2 separate regions of the Mus musculus genome follow, and region 2 is linked to region 1. The links are chromatin loops, found by intact Hi-C in ENCODE. Cell type or tissue: left cerebral cortex. All regions are shown on one strand. Each heading gives the region's core, and the rest is flanking DNA. Links, peaks and the distances in the headings are about the cores only. Region 1 overlaps Fer1l6 (fer-1-like 6 (C. elegans)). Region 2 has its middle 12 kb from the start of Gm41329.

Region 1 (12,275 bases), core at 3,623-8,622:
TAGCTATGAGTGCCTTCAAGAAAAAACGGGAGAGAGCACATACTAGCAGCTTGACAACACATCTAAAAGCTCTAGAAAAAAAGGAAGCAAATTCACCCAAGAGGAGTAGACGGCAGGAAATAATCAAACTCAGGGGTGAAATCAACCAAGTGGAAACAAGAAGAACTATTCAAAGAATTAACCAAACGAGGAGTTGGTTCTTTGAGAAAATCAACAAGATAGATAAACCCTTAGCTAGACTCACTAAAGGGCACAGGGACAAAATCCTAATTAACAAAATCAGAAAGGAAAAGGGAGACATAACAACAGATCCTGAAGAAATCCAAAACACCATCAGATCCTTCTACAAAAGGCTATACTCAACAAAACTGGAAAACCTGGACGAAATGGACAAATTTCTGGACAGATACCAGGTACCAAAGTTGAATCAGGATCAAGTTGACCTTCTAAACAGTCCCATATCCCCTAAAGAAATAGAAGCAGTTATTAATAGTCTCCCAGCCAAAAAAAGCCCAGGACCAGACGGGTTTAGTGCAGAGTTCTATCAGACCTTCAAAGAAGATCTAACTCCAGTTCTGCACAAACTTTTTCACAAGATAGAAGTAGAAGGTATTCTACCCAACTCATTTTATGAAGCCACTATTACTCTGATACCTAAACCACAGAAAGATCCAACAAAGATAGAGAACTTCAGACCAATTTCTCTTATGAACATCGATGCAAAAATCCTTAATAAAATTCTCGCTAACCGAATCCAAGAACACATTAAAGCAATCATCCATCCTGACCAAGTAGGTTTTATTCCAGGGATGCAGGGATGGTTTAATATACGAAAATCCATCAATGTAATCCATTATATAAACAAACTCAAAGACAAAAACCACATGATCATCTCGTTAGATGCAGAAAAAGCATTTGACAAGATCCAACACCCATTCATGATAAAAGTTCTGGAAAGATCAGGAATTCAAGGCCAATACCTAAACATGATAAAAGCAATCTACAGCAAACCAGTAGCCAACATCAAAGTAAATGGAGAGAAGCTGGAAGCAATCCCACTAAAATCAGGGACTAGACAAGGCTGCCCACTTTCTCCCTACCTTTTCAACATAGTACTTGAAGTATTAGCCAGAGCAATTCGACAACAAAAGGAGATCAAGGGGATACAAATTGGAAAAGAGGAAGTCAAAATATCACTTTTTGCAGATGATATGATAGTATATATAAGTGACCCTAAAAATTCTACCAGAGAACTCCTAAACCTGATAAACAGCTTCGGTGAAGTAGCTGGATATAAAATTAACTCAAACAAGTCAATGGCCTTTCTCTACACAAAGAATAAACAGGCTGAGAAAGAAATTAGGGAAACAACACCCTTCTCAATAGCCACAAATAATATAAAATATCTCGGCGTGACTCTAACGAAGGAAGTGAAAGATCTGTATGATAAAAACTTCAAGTCCCTGAAGAAAGAAATTAAAGAAGATCTCAGAAGATGGAAAGATCTCCCATGCTCATGGATTGGCAGGACCAACATTGTAAAAATGGCTATCTTGCCAAAAGCAATCTACAGATTCAATGCAATCCCCATTAAAATTCCAACTCAATTCTTCAACGAATTAGAAGGAGCAATTTGCAAATTCATCTGGAATAACAAAAAACCGAGGATAGCAAAAACTCTTCTCAAGGATAAAAGAACCTCTGGTGGAATCACCATGCCTGACCTAAAGCTTTACTACAGAGCAATTGTGATAAAAACTGCATGGTACTGGTATAGAGACAGACAAGTGGACCAATGGAATAGAATTGAAGACCCAGAAATGAACCCACACACCTATGGTCACTTGATCTTCGACAAGGGAGCCAAAACCATCCAGTGGAAGAAAGACAGCATTTTCAACAATTGGTGCTGGCACAACTGGTTGTTATCATGTAGAAGAATGCGAATCGATCCATACTTATCTCCTTGTACTAAGGTCAAATCTAAGTGGATCAAGGAACTTCACATAAAACCAGAGACACTGAAACTTATAGAGGAGAAAGTGGGGAAAAGCCTTGAAGATATGGGCACAGGGGAAAAATTCCTGAACAGAACAGCAATGGCTTGTGCTGTAAGATCGAGAATTGACAAATGGGACCTAATGAAACTCCAAAGTTTCTGCAAGGCAAAAGACACTGTCTATAAGACAAAAAGACCACCAACAGACTGGGAAAGGATCTTTACCTATCCTAAATCAGATAGGGGACTAATATCCAACATATATAAAGAACTCAAGAAGGTGGACCTCAGAAAATCAAATAACCCCCTTAAAAAATGGGGCTCAGAACTGAACAAAGAATTCTCACCTGAGGAATACCGAATGGCAGAGAAGCACCTGAAAAAATGTTCAACATCCTTAATCATCAGGGAAATGCAAATCAAAACAACCCTGAGATTCCACCTCACACCAGTGAGAATGGCTAAGATCAAAAATTCAGGTGACAGCAGATGCTGGCGAGGATGTGGAGAAAGAGGAACACTCCTCCATTGTTGGTGGGATTGCAGGCTTGTACAACCACTCTGGAAATCAGTCTGGCGGTTCCTCAGAAAATTGGACATAGTACTACCGGAGGATCCAGCAATACCTCTCCTGGGCATATATCCAGAAGAAGCCCCAACTGGTAAGAAGGACACATGCTCCACTATGTTCATAGCAGCCTTATTTATAATAGCCAGAAACTGGAAAGAACCCAGATGCCCCTCAACAGAGGAATGGATACAGAAAATGTGGTACATCTACACAATGGAGTACTACTCAGCTATTAAAAAGAATGAATTTATGAAATTCCTAGCCAAATGGATGGACCTGGAGAGCATCATCCTGAGTGAGGTAACACAATCACAAAGGAACTCACACAATATGTACTCACTGATAAGTGGATACTAGCCCAAAACCTAGGATACCCACGATATAAGATACAATTTCCTAAACACATGAAACTCAAGAAAAATGAAGACTGAAGTGTGGACACTATGCCCCTCCTTAGAAGTGGGAACAAAACACCCATGGAAGGAGTTACAGAAACAAAGTTTGGAGCTGAAATGAAAGGATGGACCATGTAGAGACTGCCATATCCAGGGATCCACCCCATAATCAGCATCCAAACGCTGACACCATTGCATATACTAGCAAGATTTTATCGAAAGGACCCAGATGTAGCTGTCTCTTGTGAGACTATGCCGGGGCCTAGCAAACACAGAAGTGGATGCTCACAGTCAGCTAATGGATGGATCACAGGGCTCCCAATGGAGGAGCTAGAGAAAGTACCCAAGGAGCTAAAGGGATCTTCAACCCTATAGGTGGAACAACATTATGAACTAACCAGTACCCCTGAGCTCTTGACTCTAGCTGCATATGTATCAAAAGATGGCCTAGTCGGCCATCACTGGAAAGAGAGGCCCATTGGACACGCAGACTTTGTGTGCCCCGGTACAGGGGAACGCCAGGGCCAAAGGGGGGGAGTGGGTGGGTAGGGGAGTGGGGGTGGGTGGGTAAGGGGGACTTTTGGTATAGCATTGGAAATGTAAATGAGCTAAATACCTAATAAAAAATGGAAAAAAAAAAACAAAAAAAATAAAATAAAATAAAAAGTGGGCAAAGCTCACATGATGGTAAGTGAAAGCTTTGTTCCTGGGGTGTGGCATAGGATCTAAGTAGGCAGATTTGCCACATAGGTTTATAAACACTGTGCACTGATCAGCCCCATGGGCTCTCCTCATGGAACAAGCTAGAAAACGGTCCCTTCCTGGGATGTGTAGTGAACCTGATCTGAAGTAAGAGAAGAGAGCATTTCTAGAATTTGGGAAGTATGGCAGACAGATAAGGGTAGCAAGGTCTGTGTTTTGTCTGCTTAGGACATTCCTTGGGAACACACCCACACACAGTAGACACTGCATGAACACACGTTTGAATGTAAGAATCAATGAGTTAAGCAATCCTTGGGTTCCACAAACTGACACAGCGACAGGGGAGGGAAGGACAATTTCAGTTGCCTACAAACAATGCTATGAACTGAATAGAGAAAGAGGCAAAGGATGGGATGGAAAGGGGGAAAACATTTAAACTGTGGTGGAGTGGGCAAGCTGGAACAGAAAACTATTGCTCTGAATTTTGATAATTATTATTGGCAGGTAAATGGTTCTGCAGGAGTTGAGGAGGGTAGAGTGGGGAGACACTTCAGAATGAGTTAATAGACTGCCCAAGAGCAGAAGAGTACATCCGTGAGGCCCAGGAACCTGGAGAGTCTGCACATAACAATGTCATAGTGGCTGTGGGGTAACTTGAATATTAATAAATGACCCCAAGTTTAAGACAGCTTAAAAGCCAGAATGGGAATTTGATACTCATGTAAAGTGTAGAATTTACTCTTCATGGGATATTAGCCATTATAGTAAAAACAAAATGGTATTTTAGTTACACTTGGAAATACTAGGTTTTGAAAAATACATTTTAAAATGTTCTTCTGAGAGCCTGTTTACCACAGTAGCGGGTATTTCAAATCCCAAAGAGAAATATTCCAACAAGCACTTCTCAAATTCTGTTCACTGCATTTGGAGGAACCAGCATTTTAAAAAAAAAAAAAGGCAAAATCTGGTAAATAGTCTCGTAGATAAGGAGCAGAGAGCAGCTGAAGAAGAGGGAGGCATGATCGACTCATGTTCTGGAAGGAATGTGGAGAATGACAAGAGCAGGGGGATGGTTCACAGAGGACTATAAGATTCTAGGAACAGAAGACAGGAAACAGGCAAGGAAGCAGCTACAGGCTGGTCAGGCCCTGGGCATAGATACCATGAACAGGATTATGATGGCTTTCAGTACTCAGCCCAAGAGGCTGAGCTAACAGCCAGGGGTGGACTAAGATCGGGAAGAGAGGGGACAGCTAGCGTGGATGACTGATGGAAACAGTGGATTTGATGGGTACATAGAAAAGCCATGCTATCAACTCTTGAGTCAGGGGAGTGTCTCAGCATGGGAAACATGGAAGTAAAGCAAGCCATACACAGACACAAAGAGGTGACAGCTGTGACAAGTGAGGGCTGGCCTAGTCCCACTGTGCATAGCACATCTGAGCTCCACCTGCTAAGACAGTCACTCTGATGATCAAATCACTTTTTGAACAAGTAATCAAATGGAAAGTCATAATTAAATCCAGACTGGATTGCATCTCCTAAGCTTCCTACCTCTGACAATGATCCTCCAGAGGTCACCTGTTGGCAAGCAGCAGGTGTCTCAACAGTGTGCCTGGTTCTGAGAGAGGAGGTGGGTAGGACCGTGAGTCCTAGATGGCAAAGCCCTCAGGTCATCTTTAGGGGTCAACTTGTTCAGCCTCTCATTGAAAGAGTTACTAAGAGACTTGTAGATTCGAGCTGAGAGCACTTATCGAGGTGGCTGTGAGTTTGGGAAGAGTGGCTGCCTAGATCCAGCTCAGCCAACCTGGAACCTGAGCATTCTCATGCACAGTGTGCCAGACCAGGGCTAGTTCTCCCAAGACAGCCTTCACCTTCCTCGGTGGTTCATGCTCTAGTAGCCTTAAAAAGAGTGTGAACATAGCTTTGTTCGTTAAAAGGAAACTTCATGTGGCTAGGTAAAATAAGGCAGTGGAAAGTAAAATTAAAACAAACTAGCTAACACAGAGCTGGGTGAGATGTGCAGTCAGAAACATGCCTGCTTGCAAGCATGAGGATCTGTGCTTGATTTCCAGCAAAGAATTAATCCCAGAGCTGGGGAGAGGGGGCCAGGGGTATCTCTGGAGCTTGCTGGACAGCTGGTCTGGCTGAGTCTGCTACGGGCTCAGTGAGAGGCTCTGTCTCAAACGATAAAGTAGAAAGTGATTGGGGGAAAGCATCTGACACCCACCTCAGGGCGCCACATGCACACATACATTTGCACATGCACCCACGCCACCCACATATAAATGTGGGTGCACACAGATATGTACACATACACACATATACACACAAAAACTCTAGTGGAAACAAGTATTATCGGAATATATAATATGAAGCAATTATTACATCTCCCCATTCATTAGGTTTGGAGGAACTGAAGTTCCAAGGAGACATGGGAAACACTTTTCTGTAGCCATCGAGTCTGAAGCTGCTCTCTCTTGGGAAGGGAAGTTGTCGTTGATGTGATGTTATAGGGGAACAGAAAGCAAAGCCTTCCTCTCGAAGTGGGGGTGGCAATAAGGGCAAAGCTCCTTTTGTCTGGATTCAGTTGTTTAGTATCTGCCTGAGTTTGAACCAAAACAGCTTGCTGACAGCTCTCATTGGAGAGAAGACTGGACCAGCTGGTCTGGAAGGTTGCCTTCCATTCTGACCCCCACACATCTGTGCAGCACGCACTTGTCTGGCTACAGATGGTTTTGTTGGAGACCACTTGGGTTATCATTCTAGAGTATCCTAGCCTCCTAGGACTTAGTGTTTGTAACATAGCTCTTTCTAGTTCTACTTTCCGACCCTGCTAGACATCGTCTACTTGGAGCTGAATGAAGCCAGTCCTTGAATCCCTGTACCTTACTCCTCGTTATGCAGGCTCAGTTTCCCTGGCAGAGTTTACTCTTCCTCCAAAGCTGCCATTTTCTCCACTATAAGTTGTCCCTTGGGTGACTTAAAACACAGATGACAGAGTCTGATAGGATGGACTTAGCAATATATCAGTGTTGGCAATTGCAACCTCCAGGCTGCAGATGCAAAGAGAATTTGGGTCTGGATACAAGTATATCTAACCTCAATGTCCCCTTAATAATGAACACAATTGAGCTCTCCATTAGAAATCTGTCTACCTGGAGTCTAAATTCGGACCTGTCATGCTGACCACATCATTGCCTTGCTATCCATTTCAAATTCTAAAATCAATAGCTGGGACCACAGATTTTGCTTTAATATCCTATTGCATAGAAATATTATTAGTAATAAAACATTATGCATAGACTGCACTATACAAGATACGTTGGGTAGTCTTATTAATGTCCTACATTTCTGAACAGAGAAAGCCACATTCTAACAAGTGGTAGGTCTGAGATTTGTATCCATGGAATCTAGTTCCCCCCACTTTCATGTGCATTCATGCTGAGTGCGCTAGGGATGTGTACCTTCCAATTTCATTATCAAGTGAGTTGAGTTTTGTTTTATTTTAAATTGGGATTTCTGAAAATCAGATTTTCCTATACAAGATGTCATTAATCCAGTGTCAAACTTGGATGTTCAAATTGCAACCCCACCACGATGGCATTTGGAGGTTCAGCCTTAGAGAGGAATCCAGAGCCCTCGTGAGTGTACTCAGTCTCTTATGATAAGAGACCTAAGGAAGAACATTATTCTCCACCCCCCACTTGAGGGTACAACGAGAAGGCAGCCACTACAAACCAGGTGGTCAGACCTCTCAGTGCCTCCTTGGATACCCAGGCTCAACTGTGAGAGCATGGAACAAGCAATGCTTGTTGTTTAAGCTGCCCAATAAGTGCATTGTTATGGTATCCTGCATCAACTAAGATGAAAGACTGGCCTGGTCCCAAAGCAAAGAGCCACCAGGACCTGATGCCTCAGAGAGTGTAGGGCCTGGGGGAGGAAGCCCAGGACCTGATGCCTCAGAGAGCATAGGGCCTGGGGGAGGAAGCCCAGGACCTGATGCCTCAGAGAGCATAGGGCCTGGGGGAGGAAGCCCAGGACCTGATGCCTCAGAGAGCATAGGGCCTGGGAGAGGAATCTCTGGCAAGCCAGGTGCTCCCTTCTTATTTATCCTCTTCAACTCCTACTGGTTCTCTATTGTACAGCCACAATTCAGAAACTTAGTTTCCCTTCCTCTGCAAGGGTCTTTGTATACACACAACCCCACAGGAACACATATACACATATACACACACACAAAAATATAATAAACACACTCATGTACACATACATACACACAAACACACACACACATGAAAACACATACACACATACATACACATACATACACACACATACACAATACACATACCCACACACATACGCATACACGTACACACACACACACACACTCACTCTAGGACTTCAGGGAAGGACCAGGAGTTCTTTGACATTGGGAAGCAATGTGATATGGTACAAGAAGTAGGAGCTGTAAAGGTCCCGCTTCAGAGCTCAGCTTAACTGTCTATCTATAGAAGGAGATGAGGTTGGCCAAGTGCATCAGTCCTTCATGTTCCATCTCTCTAATGGGAATAGGAATGTGTGTCTCCAGAGGCTTGAGGGAGATCTATGAAAGATATGAGCTGCCACAGCTATAACTTCAGGCACAGGGCAACTACCCCACAAATGTCCTATGGCTTCTTTTTCCATATCCGTCCATGGTCTGTTAGAGCGGAGGGACTCTGCTGTAGCTCAAACACTGATAACCCAACCCTGAAAGATCTTTCATTCTAGGATTCTGATTTGTGGTGCAACAGTTCTGGAAATAACTTGCGTTATCAAAGTTTGTAAACATCAGCTTCCAGGTGCCCAGAAGGAGACACCCAGAGACACGGGATAGCAGGGATGGACCAGGTGTTGTTTCACTAAGCAACGCATCCAGGGAGGTTGCTCCTCATGCCAAGTGGAGCAGAAAGATATCTGGTACACGTGCCCTGGACCTCTTACCTGCAACAGCTCAAACACTGCAAGGAGGTCCCCTCCAGAGAGGTTCCCACAGAAGATGGGGTGATAGGACAGCTTGGGGGGCTCATAGTCCTGGTCAGCCAGTGTCACAACTGGAGCAGCCACCGTAGCACCCAAGTATTCTGGCTTTCCCTAGAGAAGAGATGAGTTTTTGATTGGCATCCACTTAGTTCCGGCCAGCATCAGGGCAACTTTGCAAATCAGTTTTACAAAGTTAGCAGCTAGCAGCAGCAGCCCACCCCAAACCCCATGGGGACTCATGACTTGGGGGACAGAGAGCACTCTCAGGTGCCCAGTGACACACTGAGAGGATAACCTTGGGGCCTCCCTAGTCCAAGGCTCCTTCTCCAGAGAGATTAATTAAAGTAACCAACCAGAGTAGACTGGGAAGGGAAAGGAAAAATGCAAGAAAACAGCAGAAAGTCTAAAGGGGTTTCTGTGGTGGACAGGATTGTAAGCTCTAGAGATAAGTCAACCCAAGTCTGTGTTCTCAAGTCTGCTCCCTGTGTACAAGTCTACACCGTGTGTGTAGCCTAAGTCATGTCCTCAACCTTTTTGAGGTTCATAAATAAGGCTAAAGCTTTGTATCTATTCATAGCATCCCCAAAAGTGATGTAATCTTATATATTGTTTGTATTACGTACCTAATCTATGGTAATGGAATACCGATGTCAATGGATTCCTTTTCAAATAGAAAACAAACTCTTGAGATGGAAAGCTTTCCCCCACCTACCCTGTCCCCCACCCTGAAGGAGAGTGAGGGTATTAACTTGTGGGTCTTCTGCCAGAACATCTGTACTGCATGCCAAATGGGGGGAAGCTTTTTACATTTCATAAATACATTCATCCCCAATTTACAGCAGGAATGGATGGGAAGAGGGAGGGGATACCATGCTGACAGCCATCAAGTGTGCAGGAAAGAGTAGACCTAGAAGTCATGTGTTCAAGTCCTGACTATGCCCCTCACTAACAGTGACCTTAAGGCATCTGAACTTTCCAGATCTGTCCTTTCTAGAAAGCAGGAAGAACAGGACAAGCCTTCATGGTCTCTGTGGTCCCGACAACTCTTGTGAGTCTCAAATCTTGTTTCTTGTCTGACTTTGGCTCATCCCAGAGCACACTGAGAGTGAGGAAGCTTTGGAAAAATCTCTTCAAAACAACTGCTGTACTTTATAGATTCTACCTGAGGAGGAGGTAGAGGTGTCAACTAAAAGATACAAATCTTTGTCATCCATTGTAGACTTCTTAACTTAGAGAAGAATGCTTATCCCAGTCACTTAAACCCACCAGCCAGCTTTGGAGGTTACCTGAAGTTTTAGAGCACAAACAGCATTGAAGAGGAAGAGATTTGGTTTATAACCAAAGAGGGCAGGATGGATATGGGCTTGCAGGGCCAAACAGCAGCCAAGTCAAAGAGAGTTAGTTACAAGGCTGAATCAGCGAAGATGACCATGCATTTCCCTCTAGTCAGGCAAGTGCAGCACAAAGCTGTTTCTAAAAGGCTTGGAGGAGTTTTATATATAGCAGTCACCTGGGACCAGCTGGGGGTTTGCCGTGGTTGTGGGCAGGCAGCTGGGGGTTTGCTGTGGTTGTGGGCTGGCTTATGAGCGTGGGTGTTGACTAAATTCTGCTAATTAGATGTGATTTTGATTGTGATTCAAGGAGAACTCTAAATAAAGCGGTGACTAGTGCATCCGAGTGTGCTGAGGTCAAAACCACCTGTGGGTGCATCAAGGGTCCTGAACACTCAGCGTCAGAATTCTATTGATGTTCCAATAAAGGCAGTTCATGCAGTAGAGTGTTTGGAAGGTGTAATAATCAGTGTTGCCTGGTGACACGTACCACCGCATCGCTGTCGTAGAGTTCCACCACCACGTGGGGTGGGGACTCCAGTAGCTCCTTCTCTTCACCGTGCAGAACCAACTCGTTGAATAGCAGCATCTGGTTCCAGGTAGGAGAGAGAGTCTGGGAAATGATCTGGCAGAAAACAAGAAAGGAGCCATTTAACAGTTGTTCAACAGAAACACGAAGGGCAAGGAGAGTTCCTGGCTACTGTCTGTTAAATGCAAATTCCCGGTCTCTGGAACACTTTGTATTCATGTTTTATTAGTGGAGTACCACTTAATGACCTATTTGCACAGATAATTTGCGTAAGTAATTTTAATTCACCCTGGTGCTATGACGGCTTCAGTTGCCCTTTATTGAGTGCTTATTGTCTACTATACAGCACTGCACATTCACTGTCTCATTTAAACCTTGAAATCTTTCTGAGTACTGTTATTTTCATGCACGTTAAAGAAAAAAATAAACAGGAGATTCATATGTCCAGTGTCTACAGACAATAAACGGAAATTCCATCCGGATCATCCACTCTTACCAGACAATACTACTACTATGTCTACTTTAGGGATCCGGATCCCCTCCACTGAGAATGGAGGGAGGGATCAACTACAGTCAAAGTCCCTAATATTGACTTTCAAATCTCATCTACTTTATGTAGAAGTCTACAGCTTTGTGGCTATCCATTGACTACTTTGAATAGTCCAGAGTCTTTAGAACAACCCTCACCATTTGGCATGACATATTTCTTTCAGAAGAGTTGCTATGGCAGCAGATAGTGACATGGGTAGTATGCTGTACCCATGCATATAGATGGAGAAATTAAAACTCTAGGATGATAGCTTGAGACCATCAGGGTCTTACCACCACTGGCCAATAGCTTTCTTCCTGGGCTGCTCAAGAGGAACTTCCTGAAGGGAGAGTGTTATTTAAATTTGAATTTCTTTCTCTGTTTAGTTAGACATTTGGAAAGAGGCCAGTTTCACAGAGCAAAAGGCTGAGGTGTTTGCAAGGTAGTTGTTTCCCACACCTGGGCAGACACTGCCCCATCAATATGTGGAGCTCGTACTGGAAAGAGCCTATGGTCATAGTTCTTTTCCAAGTGGTGCAATCAAATGGGTTTCAGAAGTGAAAGTGTTCCACAGCTGCCGGATCCTGGCAAAATTTCCACCGCACCTCTGAACTCTTCCTTACCCACTATTGTGCACTCCAGGAGGGAGGAAGAAAGAACTGGCCTGCACTCACCCTCAGACTCACATAAAAGTGCCAGCCTAATTATACATCCAGCCAGCTCCAGTTACAGCATTAAACTGTTTGCGCTGCGGTCACTGAAGGGTATCTTTATAGCTCTTTATGTAAGCCATAAAAGTATTGTGGGGCTGCAGTTCACCTCCCTTCTGGAGTTTTTATTTTAGAATATTTCATGTCTCAGATACAATGAAGTTTTATAATGCCTCTGGGGAAATCTACCTTTTCTGACATAGAAAGGACCAAAGTTCAACCAACTGATAAACAGAAGTGACACAGTTGCGATGCAAAGTCGCACGCTTTATGTCGCTTTTGAAGAGACAGGCAAGTTCTCTGTGGCATGTGTGACTGACAGTATTGTCAAAGCAGTCTACGATCTTCACGGCATCTTTGCTACAGGGGGATTTCAATCACTTCCTTCCCATGTGACTGGGAGTGCCATTGAATAAGACTCCAGAGGCCAACATTCATTCAGTGGTCATTCACTCATTCATCATGTACCTACTGTGAGCGA
Region 2 (12,275 bases), core at 4,363-9,362, 140 kb before region 1:
CAGTGGATAGGTGTCAGAATGTCTGTGGCCAACCAAGGCAAATCTGACCGTTCTCCCTCTGAGAGGGGGCTCTGGTGGAGAAAGAAGGCTATACGTGCTATGTCTGGGAAGCAATTAAAGTGAACTGGGACACTGTTGAGATGGTGGTGGAAACCGGAAGTAACTGGGTTCTACTGCCATTCACTGGCGCTGTTGTATCACTCAAGTGGTTGACAGAGGACATCGGTGAAGGGGTCTAGGAGGTGGCTTTCATGTGAATGTATGGCTTTCTCAGCGCAAAACCCATGATTTCCTTCCAGCTGTCTGACACTGATGGATAGCCGAGGAGCTCAGGATTTCTGCCTGTTTCTGAAAGATGGTTTCCTTGTTTCTAAACAAACCCAAGAAGAACCACAGAGCTGCCGCTCTTGTTCTCTAGGCTCAGTGCTCCAGAAAGCAACACATCTTGTAAGAAAACTGTTTTTTGAAGGTTATAGACTCTTTAGGAGGTAGAGACTCACTGGAGGAAGTAGTCACTGAAGGAGGGCTTGAAGTTTTATAACCAGTCCTATTTCCTGTCTGCTCTATTTTTTGACTGCAGACTCATTATGGCCAGATACCTCCCAGTCCTGCTTCTATGCCTTCCCTACTATAATGGACCATATACCTTTAAAAATATGTATTTTTAAAGTGTGTGTGTGTGTGTGTGTGTGTGTGTGTGTGTGTGTGTGTGTGTACATGTTATATAAGTTCCTTCTGCAGTGAAACTTTCAGGGAAGCTCCTTAAATAGGAAGGCAAACAATTCAAAGCATCAGGAAGTCCCTAAAACTGACAAGGTTCAGTTTAAACAATAAACAGTAAAAGCTGAGAGTCCCTCATGGACTCCAAGAGCTAAGCTGTAAAGAAAACTTATAGCCAAGCCAAGCTGCAAAGAAGACTCTGAGACAAGTCCCAGAAGAAGCAGAAACCAGCCAAGCTGCCTGGAAGAGATTTAGAGTAGAGTCACTTGAAAAAGACACTCTCCAACCTGTTGAGCTGCCTGCAGGCTGTGCAGTGTGCTCCAGCTTTCCTAAATTTTATGAGCTGTCATCCATGCTGTGGTGAGCCTTGGTGATGTTGGCATCTTTGAGTCATGTCTGCTCTTGTAAGTGATCCCCAAACTCATTGGTTTACCAAGTTGCACATTAGTCTGCTGTGTGTTCCCTATCTGGGGTGAGTAGATATGCATGAAGTGTCTTCCCAGGAAGAGTCTGTCACACAACAGGACATGTGAGTGCAGATGCCGTGGAGACCAGAAGACAGCATCAGATCTGTTGGCGCTAGGGTTCCAGGGGCATGTGAGTTGCTGTCATGGATGCTGAGAACCAAACTCAGGTCCCCTGCAGTTCCTGCTCTTCTCTTCAGCTCCATTTGCCTCTTAAATTATGAGCTAAACAATGTCCCCCTTAAGTCACTTTTGTCAGAAATTTTTGTCAGAGCAATGAGAAAAATCATGGTGTAGGTTCATTTAATCTGAGGACTTTAGCCCTTTGTGTGCATCAAGATTCCACAAGAAACTTTGATGCTGTGGACTGGCCTGAATCATACTCTGGGGGTTTCATTCACACCCCAGTGATTCTCAAGTTCAGCTGGGCTTTAAAAACTTTGCATTAGGGGCTAACAAGATGGCTAAGAGTCTAAGTGCCTGCCACTAAGACTGATGACTGAGTTTCATTCCTGTGGTCCACATGATGGAAGAGCCAACTCCCACCAAGTTGTTCCCTGATCTTCATACATGCACTGTGACACACACACACACACACACACACACACACACACGAAATGAAAAAAAAGTTATTTTAAAGAAAGAGTACTAGACCATTATACCAGGTCTGAATTTCACTTTTACGGATTATGGTCACTTCTAAAGCTTATGTCTCCATGGAAACAACAGAAAACAAATCACCATTGTATTGAGGTTCTGATGGCACATCTGATGGATTTGTTTCTCATTTATTATAGGTCATGGTTTCCATACTCATTTCCATAGTGAGAATAATTGGGACCATCAAATTTGATATTCCCTCAGTGCTACTTAATGAGCACCTATTGTGTGCCAAATACTGCTGTAGAAACAGGGACCGAAGTCCCTGAACTCACGGAACTCACATCCTAGTCCAGGAGATGAATGACTAGAGCTACTGTGAGGCTCTGGATCTTTAACCCCTGTTAATTATTTTCAGTACTTCCTTTCACTCGAGGAACCTTCAAATCTTGATGATAAATTATATTTTGCCCTACAGACTAAAAATGTGATCAAAACAGATGGTGATATAGACAATCAATAACATAACCCAAACATTACCTTCTAAAAATAACACAGTGTATAAATATGCACTTCTGACACCTTAAGACATCAAAATTCTGTCATTGTCTTGGTTGAGAGTGGCACTTAGTAGGATGGGCTTTTGGGTGGCAGGGATGGCAGCAGGCATACCAGTGATTAGGTTGTTATGCTAATCTAAAGTTGTCAGCTTCGATGTTGAATGGCAAGGATTTGCTGGCCATGCAGAGACCTGGGTGGTGGTCCAGTGTACTGGCCGGTTTTGTGTGTCAACTTGACACAAGCTAGAGTTATCACAGAGAAAGGAGCCTCTCTTGAGGAAACGCTTCTATGAGATCCAGCTGTAAGGCACTTTCTAAATTAGTGATCATGGCAGGAGGGCCCATTGTAGGTGGTGCTATCCATGGGCTGGTAGTCCTGGGTTCTATAAGACAGCAAACTGAACAAGCTAGAGGAAGCAAGACAGTAAGTAACATCCCTCCATGGCCTGTGTATCAGCTCCTGCTTCCTGACCTGCTTGAGTTCCAGTCCTGACTTCCTTTGGTGATGAACAGCAACGTGGAAGTGTAAGCCGAATAAACCCTTTCCTCCCCAACTTGCTTCTTGGTCATGATGTTTTGTGCAGGAATAGAAACCCTGACTAAGACATCCAGGTAATGGGAACAGTAAGTAAAAAGTCTTAAGATGGAAGGAAACCTGATGTAGCTGAGTGAGGAATGATAGTCTCTGTGGCCAGTGAGTTCTTGGAGGATGGATGGAAATGAAATCTATGATGCAGGCAGGTGGGTTGTGCTAGTCAGGGGTCTCTGCAGGAACAGAACTGATAGAATGTGAATATGTGAGTCCGTGTGCCATGGCGCATAGCTGGAGGTCAGAGGGTAATTCTCAGGAGTTGGTTCTTTTTTGCCACTTTGTGGGACCCAGGAATTGAGCTCAGGTTGTCAGGTCTGTGCAAATGCCCCTTCCGGTGCTATCTCACCAGCCCTGGTGATGGTTTGGATGTAGGAAGATAGGTCCAAGGTCACTCGGCTAGTAAGTAGCCAGGTTGGGCCTTGAACTCCTGGCAGACTCCAAACCTTACATTCTCATTTCTTCTCCAAACATCAAGCGTCACCGTCATGGGTTGGAAACCTCACTGGGTCACAGTTGTTGCCAGTTTGATCCATCTCTCGTGACCAGGCAAATGGCAATCACTTGACACTGTTGGCTTTTAAAAATGACATTATTTCTCGAACCTTAACGTTTAAAGCATTGGCTGGGCTGGTGTTTCTGCCAGCAGCTAGGCCACACTTTTAACTGGTTTCTTGTGGTTTTCACTGTGCTGGGGACAAGGCTGTCATTTGCTGTGGTTTTGTGGATGGCTGTGAATGGGATCACAAACATTGTGTGTGTGTGTGTGTGTGTGTGTGTGTGTGTGTGTGCAGCACCTGACACTCTTCTAAGCCATAGACACCCTTTTCAACACCTCCCACCAGCCTCTTGGAGCCACATGGTGCATGAGTGTGCACCCATGCCCCTTAATGTTTAGGTTGCTAGGACACTAAACAAGAGAGAAAAGGCTTTCTGAGGTCACAGGAGGCCTCATTTGTGGTAAAGTGAAAACGTGCTTTAGTGCAGTGGTTCTTAACTTTCCTAATGCTGTGACCCTTTAATATACTTCCTCATGTTGTGGTGACCCCAATGATAAAATAATTTTGTGGCTACTTCATAACTGTAATTTTGCTCCTGTTATAAATTATATCTATTCTGCAGCTCCTCGAGACCCACAGGATGAGAACTGTTGCTTCTAAGTGGAATTGACTCTCTGAAAAGCAAAAGCCACATGACATCTCCAAGGAGCATATCTGAAGAGTATACCTGCTCAGTGAATGGAGGTTTTAGTAGGTGTGTGTGTGTGTGTGTGTGTGTGTGTGTGTGTGTCTGTCTGTCTGTCTGTCTGTCTGTCTGTCTGTCTGTCTATGTGCCAGAGATGTTAGTGGGTAGGAATCCTAACAGCCTCATTGAATGTTGTCTCTAAGGACTTCCTTTCCACCCTGCCTTCAATATCCAGACAGGGAGCCTGGCACAATGTTTCAACAAGGTCCTAGGACTTTCTAATGTGCATGTTAATTTGAGACCCAAAAGGAAATTCTGGTCTCCCAAGTCCAGTTTGGTCAATCAAATGGCTTCCTGAAGCCCATGTCTCCTTGGGCTTCAGCCTTACGTGATAAGCCAGTGTACCCTGGAAGTCCAGTCTATGTCAGGGAGGCTGAACTGATGCGCCTCTTTTAGTAAAACCCCCAGTTCTATGGCCTATTATTTGTTAGCAAGCCATGACAACTAAGATGGGTGTTCAAGCATAAATGCCCCTAAGGTAGCATAAGACGACTGTGACCTTTCCATCCACTGTGACATCTGAATCACAGAGTTTTATTGTGATTCAAAATCTTCTCAGAAAAGAGGAAGCTGGGGCCCATCTATCCTGTAGCTCAGGGTGCCAGCTGAGCTGTGCCCATGGTGACTGTGTGCATGTACAAGAAGGGTAATAGAATGACCCCTTCCCCCACTTTCTGAGAGCCCATGAGTCATAGAAAACTCAGACTAGGAGTGAGATGCCTACCCTGCTAGTCCCTACCCCAGGGACTTAGCAAATATGGCTGAAATGTCCAGGATCCAAGATGGCTGCTTGCAGAGGCAGCTCCTTCTCTACCATGGAAAGGCACTGGCCTTTACCTTTGGGGACTCATGTAAAGGCCAGTTTATAAGTAAGATGGGTTCATATGATTTCTTGATGACCCACCCTCCTCCTCCTCCTCCCCCTCCCCCTCCCCCTCCCCCTCCCCCTCCTCCTCCCCCTCCCCCTCCCCCTCCCCCTCCCCCTCCCCCTCCCCCTCCCCCTCCCCCTCCCCCTCCCTCTCCTTCTCCTTCTTCTTCTTCTTCTTCTTCTTCTTCTTCTTCTTCTTCCCTTTTATTTTATTTTTTTTTTGGAGACAGGGTTTCTCTGTGTAGTCTTGGCTGTCCTGGAACTCACTCTGTAGACCAGGCTGGCCTCGAACTCAGAAATTCGCCTGCCTCTGCCTCCCGAGTGCTAGGATTAAAGGCGTGTGCCACCACGCCCAGCTCTCCCACCCTACTTCTTAATCCAAGCCAGAGGAAAAAGAACTAACTCACCCCTCCCCGACTGACCATCAGAGATTGTGTATCCTGGAATGCTGGCATTGTAGAAATGATACTGGAGGAGGAGTGGAGGATGAGACTCCATTGGTAGAGTGCTTGTGTAGCGTGCATGAAGCGCTGGGTTTGATTCCCAGCGTGGCATAGGTTGAGCATAGTGTCACATGCCTGTAATCCTGGGACGTGGGAGATGGAGACAGGAGGATCAGAGGTTCAAGACCATCATCAGCTGCAAAGCAAGTTGGATGTGAGGCTAGGGTACACGAGACTGTCTCAGGGAAGAGGGGGAGGAGGAAGGGGAGGAGGAGGAAGGGGAGGAGGAGGAGGAAGGAGAGGAAGATTGTGTAAGGATCAGTATCAGCTCAGGACCCTCAAGACCAAGTTCTAAGCACAAAGATTTATTTGCCCCACAGGGACAAAGGTCAGGGAATAAGACACAAGGACCGGAGGTAGAAGACAAGGAAGAAGGAGAGAGGGCAGGGATATTTGTCCTGGGGGGACAAAGGACAGCCTCTGAATAGAGAGGAGAGAGAAGTGGCCGGTAGGCAAATGCAGTTTATAAAGGGGAAGCGAGAAAGTCCGAGTTGGGATGAGGTGTTTAATTTTGATCGGGGATGTTTGTTATTAGGTGAGCCAGAGGGAGCTTCTGATTGCTGGACTTCAATACTTTGATAGCTGGACCTTGGTATTAAGCCTCAGGAGGAGGAAGTGGCCAAATAAGGGACTAGACCTTGGTGGCTAGCTTTAGGACTGCCATCTAAGAGTTCTTAGTAAGGCAGAGGGAATGGGGAGAAGGGCAAGACCTGCAGAGCCATGTTTGCCATGTTTGGGCCTGCTAGAGTCCCTTCAAGGAGGAAAAGAGGAAGAGGACGAGGAGGAGAGAATAGAAGATGAGAGAAGGGACCATCCGTAGGGTGACATCTGGCTGCACTGTAAGCCACGCATAGGTAAGATGCAGGGAGACTGAGGCTGGAGTACAGGCAAACAGTCAGTAACTGAAGGTTATTACTGTCAAAGCCAAATAAAATAGCCATAGTCTGAGTCTCGCTGGGGATAAGTTTAAATTGGATCAACTGCACCATTGAGTACTAGCTCAGCTGTGGGCACCTTCTAGCTCTAAGGATGAGGAGAGCAAAATTGAGTGCAACCCTGTTTGCAGACACCCACACAGTTGCACTGGAGTTGACAGAGGCAGGCAAGCGAGGTGGCAACTGCAGAGTTAGACCTATAGAGGGGCAAAAGCCCTGTAGGGAGCAAATCTTCATAAGCCATCCTCTGCCAATCAGCTTAGGTCTCCAAACTAGCCAGGAGGAGGAGGGAGGCCGCAGCCTGTTAAACCCAGTGCACGGATCCCAGTCTCTTCTCAATTGATCTGACATTCACTGAAGTATCTACCTTCGCTGGAGGGCTGCGTGTGGAGTCAGAAGCATCAGCGTCTGTGCCAGCCTCGCCAGCCTCGCCTTTAAACTGTTACATTTCTGTTGACAATCTGGCAGATGTTTCAGCTCACCAGCCCGATGAGTCATGCCCAGAGCAATGGATCAAGCAGAAAAACAAACATACAAAAGAGCAGAAGGAAAGAAACAGCTCCTGTTTTATCACATTTATGCCCCCTAGGGTGCCTTGTCCTTAATTTAAACAAAGATCCCGTGAGGTTGGCAAGATTGTGAACTCAGCTTCTCAAGAGGCAGAAAACTAGGCACAGATGCTAGCTGGTTATCTAGGACAGAACAGGAGTCAAGTTCTGGGAAGCTAGGACCCTGGTTGGTGACCTTAGGAACACCTTTGACAGGGTAGCCGGTGTGATGCTGTCTGTACGATGCTGCCTGTGTTTTCTGTGTCATCTGGTCACTGCTCAGATGTGTCCGATGCTGAAATGTCCCGCTGTCTTTCAGGAGTGAAGAGCTGGCCCAGCTGGGACAGATTGTAAGGAGGAACATGACTCTAGGTTGTCAAGGAAGAAGAGGAGGAAGGGGGACATTGAGAAACCACTTTTGTCTACAGAGAGCCTTCTGTGGCTTTACTCTGGAGCAGGGGCAGGTTTTCTATTGGCTTTGCTAGGGGATTCTTTCTATTCTCTCACAGACAAACCCTGAGCCCAGTTGGAAGAGAATGGATAGCCGGCTCTTCAGTGTTCTGGATTCAGCATTGTAACCTGAAATAGGGTTGGCTCTTGCCATACTGTTCCTCTTGTATATTTCTCAGAGGCCACTTTCCTTGAGTTTGCGGAAGGAGAGGGAAAGGGAACTGGATCCTATTTTGATCTCCCCCCCCACTCCGGAGGCATAAAGGACATAGAAGTCACAACAATCAGAAGGTTCCTGAAAAGTCTGTAGGCCTGGGTTTGATGCCTTGTTCTGCCAGTTTCCCATCTTAAACTAACCTCCACGTACCACACTTCAATGTCCCTTGTCTTGTAACTGAACATTGTTAGCCTGACTGGTTCCTGATGTGAGTCTTCAGGAGGGCAATGGAGACTGAGCAAGCACCATGCCAGTCAGGGCTGCCTCACTCAGCCATCTTGGGTCTCATTCTATGAATGACCAGAGTAAAACCTCAGCTGTGTCTTCCCACAGTGACATTGCCACCATTGAAACACTCTATTGGGGTTCAGCCTGTTGTGTCTGGGAGTTCAAAGCTGGGTGGGGCATCGCCTGCGAATTGGGCGATATTCATGGAGCAACAATCCTGATCTCCCCACGTCTCCCCCATGATGACCTCTACCCAGAGCACCTGGTGCTGATGTTAACCCTCCAGAGTGGTCATCCAGGGCTTCCAGGTGACACACAGTGGTTGAGGAGTTTCCTCGATCCCCGTATTGCATATGCTGAGATTATCAGGGTAGGAACTCACTAACTCTCCCTCCATCCAACGTGCAGTGAGGGAAGGTCCTGAGCTGTTTAAGCCATGACTTGATGGACTGCTCAGTGTGTGACTGATCCTGGGACTGACACATGATTTTCCTTCCTCTTTCTTCAAATGACTCATCTGGACCAAGAGGACAAGACAGTCCAAGTCCGAAAGAGTCGAACCTTCTCATTCTACCCTGGAGAAGCGAAGTGGGGAGAGGGCTTGCCACCCCAATGCAGGATTTGACAGGAATCTGTGCAGGCTGGCATGCCCTGGGATGTCTCTTGAATGGTACTGCTGAGACCTATCATGGTCATAGTAGGAGGAAGGGGACTAGGGACTGTCAAAATCTGTAGCTCACAACACTGAATTGAAGCTATAGTCTTCACAGAAAGAGCTGTTTTATTTGGTCATTTCTACATGTGCGTATCTATGCGTGGTTTGTACCTACAGAGGTCAGAAGCACCTAATCCCCATGGATCTGGAGTTACAGGCAGTTGTCAGTTGGCAGCTGCCAGATGTGGGTGCTTGCAATGGGACTCATCTCCTATGGGAGGGCAGCAAGAGCTCTTAACCACCGAGTTAGCTTTCCAGCCCTCCACAGGTCCGCACAACAGGAATACTGATATGGAGGGTTCCTGAGGTGCTTTTGGTTCAAGTTCGTTTAGTTAAATTTAAATTCTTTAAGAGGAGACATTTCAACTTTACCATAGCATTTCTGAACCACTTATGTATCATATCTAATAAGATAATTGTATGAATCTTAAAGAACTTTAAAAAAAAGCACCCCAATTTATATTCCACTTGATACTCATAATCCAATACAGTACCATTTTGACATAATTGTATAAATGTCACCGAGAAACGGTGTGATAGCACTATCTATGTGGTATCCTGACTTTTTCATGCAGGCAAGTTGGAAGAAATCCATATTCAAGAGAAAAGTAGTGCATGGGAAATTTATTAAATGCTACGTAGCAAGAATCAAGTGTCACAAGACCCCTAGAGGAACGAACGGGAGCATTTGACTTGTGACAATGGGGAAGCTGACTCAGGATTGGGCCCTTGAGGACGGAGGCATTTCCAGTCTATTAAGGGTTATTATATTGTATTATGTGCTTGCATGAAAATGGCCTTTTTTTACCCAGACTGGGGAGGGAGGAAGAAAAAGAGGCAAGAGAGAAGGAGAGGAAGAGAGAGGAAGTGAGGGGGTAATTCCAGGCAGGGGGTCATATGAGGAGAAGTTAGAAGTCTGGAGACCCTGGCTTTTGTAAGCAACATATCCTAGGGAAGGTTATGCAGCGCGAGGGCCAAGGCTGATCAGAATATTGGCTGGGCAGAAAGTTGTCCAGGAGGTAACTTTGCAACAGAATCAGAAGGACCTTTCAGATAAGTAGATATAGACTATGATAGGGGAGCTGTTAATTTAATCTCTACACAACACTGGTTAACTATTTTCAAGAGGAATTGATTTGAACAGAGGCAGAAGGGACAGAGAGGAAGACAAGTTGGCTCAAGGAGTAACACGGTAGGACCAAGCTTAAAAAGTACTCATGGCCCAAGGGCTTCAGCGGCTACCTAAGCGGCCCTTAGATATGTGACTGTTGTATCTGACACAGCAAGTCGTGGCAGTGGGAAAAGCAGTGTAAACAATTGTATTTACAGCCGTGGAAAGCAAGGCTGACTGTGGTGGGTTAGCTTATCAACACTTGGCCGAGTGTTTTGTCTATCAGTGGAGAGCAGACCAGGGCATCAGCACCACTGCTGGCCTTGCCCCACCCCTCTCCATCTGTGGCTGAATGATGATGTCCCCAGGAGCCCTCACATGCTCTCTGACATCTTCCCATCTCTGCTCGGTCCCTGCTCATCAGAGCCTCGGATATTCCCAGGTTGAGTTTTTCAAAGTCATTCTGAGCCACTGTTCTTTAAACTCTGCCATGATTTTCATAAGTAGCAGACACTGTTACTATTAGTCCCGGGTGATGTTTTCATGGGACTCACTTTGCTGGGTTCGTATTCGTAACAAGGATTCTGGAATGGGGAGATGAGGGCTATATGCTGGCTCTGACCTTCAATCCCTGTGTCCCTTCCTCCAAGGGGCCTTGGTGAGGCCTCAGTGAGTGGCTGGATGCAAAGTGCGTGGGGCAGAGACAACTGCCATTGCTCCCCTGGGGCTGATTTACAGCCATGAGGTCACCCCTTGGACATTGGACACTGACAACCTGGCAGTCACTAACACTTGATCTTAAGGTAATTACCCTTAAGTGTCTTAATCTCACAGCTATAAAATGGCAGTGATACTGTCACCCAATTCATAAATTCTTGGAAGTGAATATGACAAATGTCATACAATATTGGGCAATAATTTTGTTATTGCTGTTATTTACTGCTGGTCGATAATTCCAGAGCAGAGGTGTGGGCCTGCCGTGGGTATAGTCCTGACCTCAGTAGAATGGGTCTCCCAGCCTGTAGATCTGCTTTCCTATCGCCATGGGGCTCTTTCCCATCCCCGACAGTGCTCACTGTGGGACATGTTTGTCAGTGGTAGCCTAGGACCCTGCAGGCCTTCACTGTGGGCCAAGTCGTTTGAGCTCTGAGCTAATGAATAGACATTCCTGAGAGTAAATTCAGGGGCACATCTTTGTTAAAAGCTTTTTCCTTCCTTCGTCAGTCCCTTTGCTTCAGAGTTCACTGTAGAAGGAGCTGACGGGAGGTGGCATGAAGGATCTAGCCACAGTTCAAGCACTGGCCTGGGCTCTCCGCTGAGTGTTTCCTAGGATGAATTACAGCCAGAGATCAGCTTGAAGCCCAAGCAAGTTCCTCCCAGGGTTCAGGGCCTCTGTGTCTTCCAGTTGCCGTTAGCCATAAGGGAAAGGGTCAAATTCTCTATGGTATGTTCATGGTGGTGGATCTCTTGACCCATCTAATATATGTGACAGGCAGGTCTAATTCACTGGAGGTAGACACCATTTCTATCCCCACTGTGCCAGTAAGACTTAGTGGACTTGACTTGGTTCCCAATCCAATTGCTTGTTTGTGTTGTTGTTGGGACTTCAGATGCAGCTTCCAAGACTGCCATGCAGCAGTCTTCACTGTGACAGGTACGCTCCTGATAGAACACTTTTAGCAACCCTTCTATGGTCCTATGGCTTCCTTTCATCAGCAATCATCACTCAACAATGAGAGAAAGTTCTTGGTCTCTTCTTTCTACCCTTCTCCTAAAGGAAGAAAGGAACACCATAAGAGCTGAGGTTCTTTCCTCCCAGGCTCAGTTATTCTGGGAACAACCCATAAGTCAATGTGGGCAACAGAAGTCTTAACAGTTCCCAAGGAGCCAGGGAGTCCAAAGGAGGCACCTCAGTTAGAAGTTAATGCCACCTGGGCTATCATTTACCTGGAGCCAGCAGAGTCTTTAAATGTGTCTGTGATGAACCTACACACCTTTGTTTAAAGTGTCCTCCAGGCTATTTCAATAACCAGATTTTGCATCTTTCATTTAGATTATAATGACATGACCTGTGAACAGAGAAATACATTTTGAGTTATTAATCAACTTGAGTTCATTCTACCACTCTAACATTATTAGTCACTGTCTCTTGTCAGTCAGGGTCCTGGAATCTCTTATTATTTTGATGAACTTTTAATAAGTTAGTTGTTAGACATGCAGGATAGGCAATTCTATTTTAATTAGCCAGAGGCTAGTGCTACTGCTCAGAGCACTGTGCCAGCTAGCAGCTGTCACTATTTCTAGGCCTTACAAGCAACAGGAAAGAACACTTCCTGGAACTGATAGAGGTGTCAGAAGAGGCCTCCATGGGGACTCCATCATCCCACCTCCGCTATATGGGGAGACCTGGGATCAACACCTATGCCTCACCGTTGAAGCCCAACCAGAAGCTGGAAGACAAGGGACACTAGGAGTGGACAACGGAGGGCACCCTGGAAGGGCCCAGAGCAGGGTGGGATGTT

The links. Hi-C counts contacts between places; a loop is a spot of excess contacts. Peaks named below come from ENCODE experiments on the same cell type or tissue, not always from the same donor. Only the 100,000 strongest peaks of a DNase experiment are listed, where the experiment ranks them.
Region 2: a loop joins it to region 1, with 1.8 times the contacts of the local background. A loop is called at or near these places in 1 of 42 quality-filtered maps.

What each region holds. Positions count from the first base shown.
Region 1 is chr15:58,598,688-58,610,962 of GRCm38, reverse strand. It overlaps Fer1l6 (fer-1-like 6 (C. elegans)), which reads right to left. Exons shown (of 41, transcript NM_001370912.1): 21 at 10,517-10,651; 22 at 8,657-8,806. Among named protein-coding and RNA genes, the nearest start is that of Gm36451, 7.8 kb to the right of the region's middle. In left cerebral cortex, for the core only: no CTCF peak of the experiment used is centred there; no DNase peak of the experiment used is centred there.
Region 2 is chr15:58,741,781-58,754,055 of GRCm38, reverse strand. No RefSeq gene overlaps it. Among named protein-coding and RNA genes, the nearest start is that of Gm41329, 12 kb to the left of the region's middle. In left cerebral cortex, for the core only: no CTCF peak of the experiment used is centred there; a DNase peak (open chromatin) is centred at 6,943.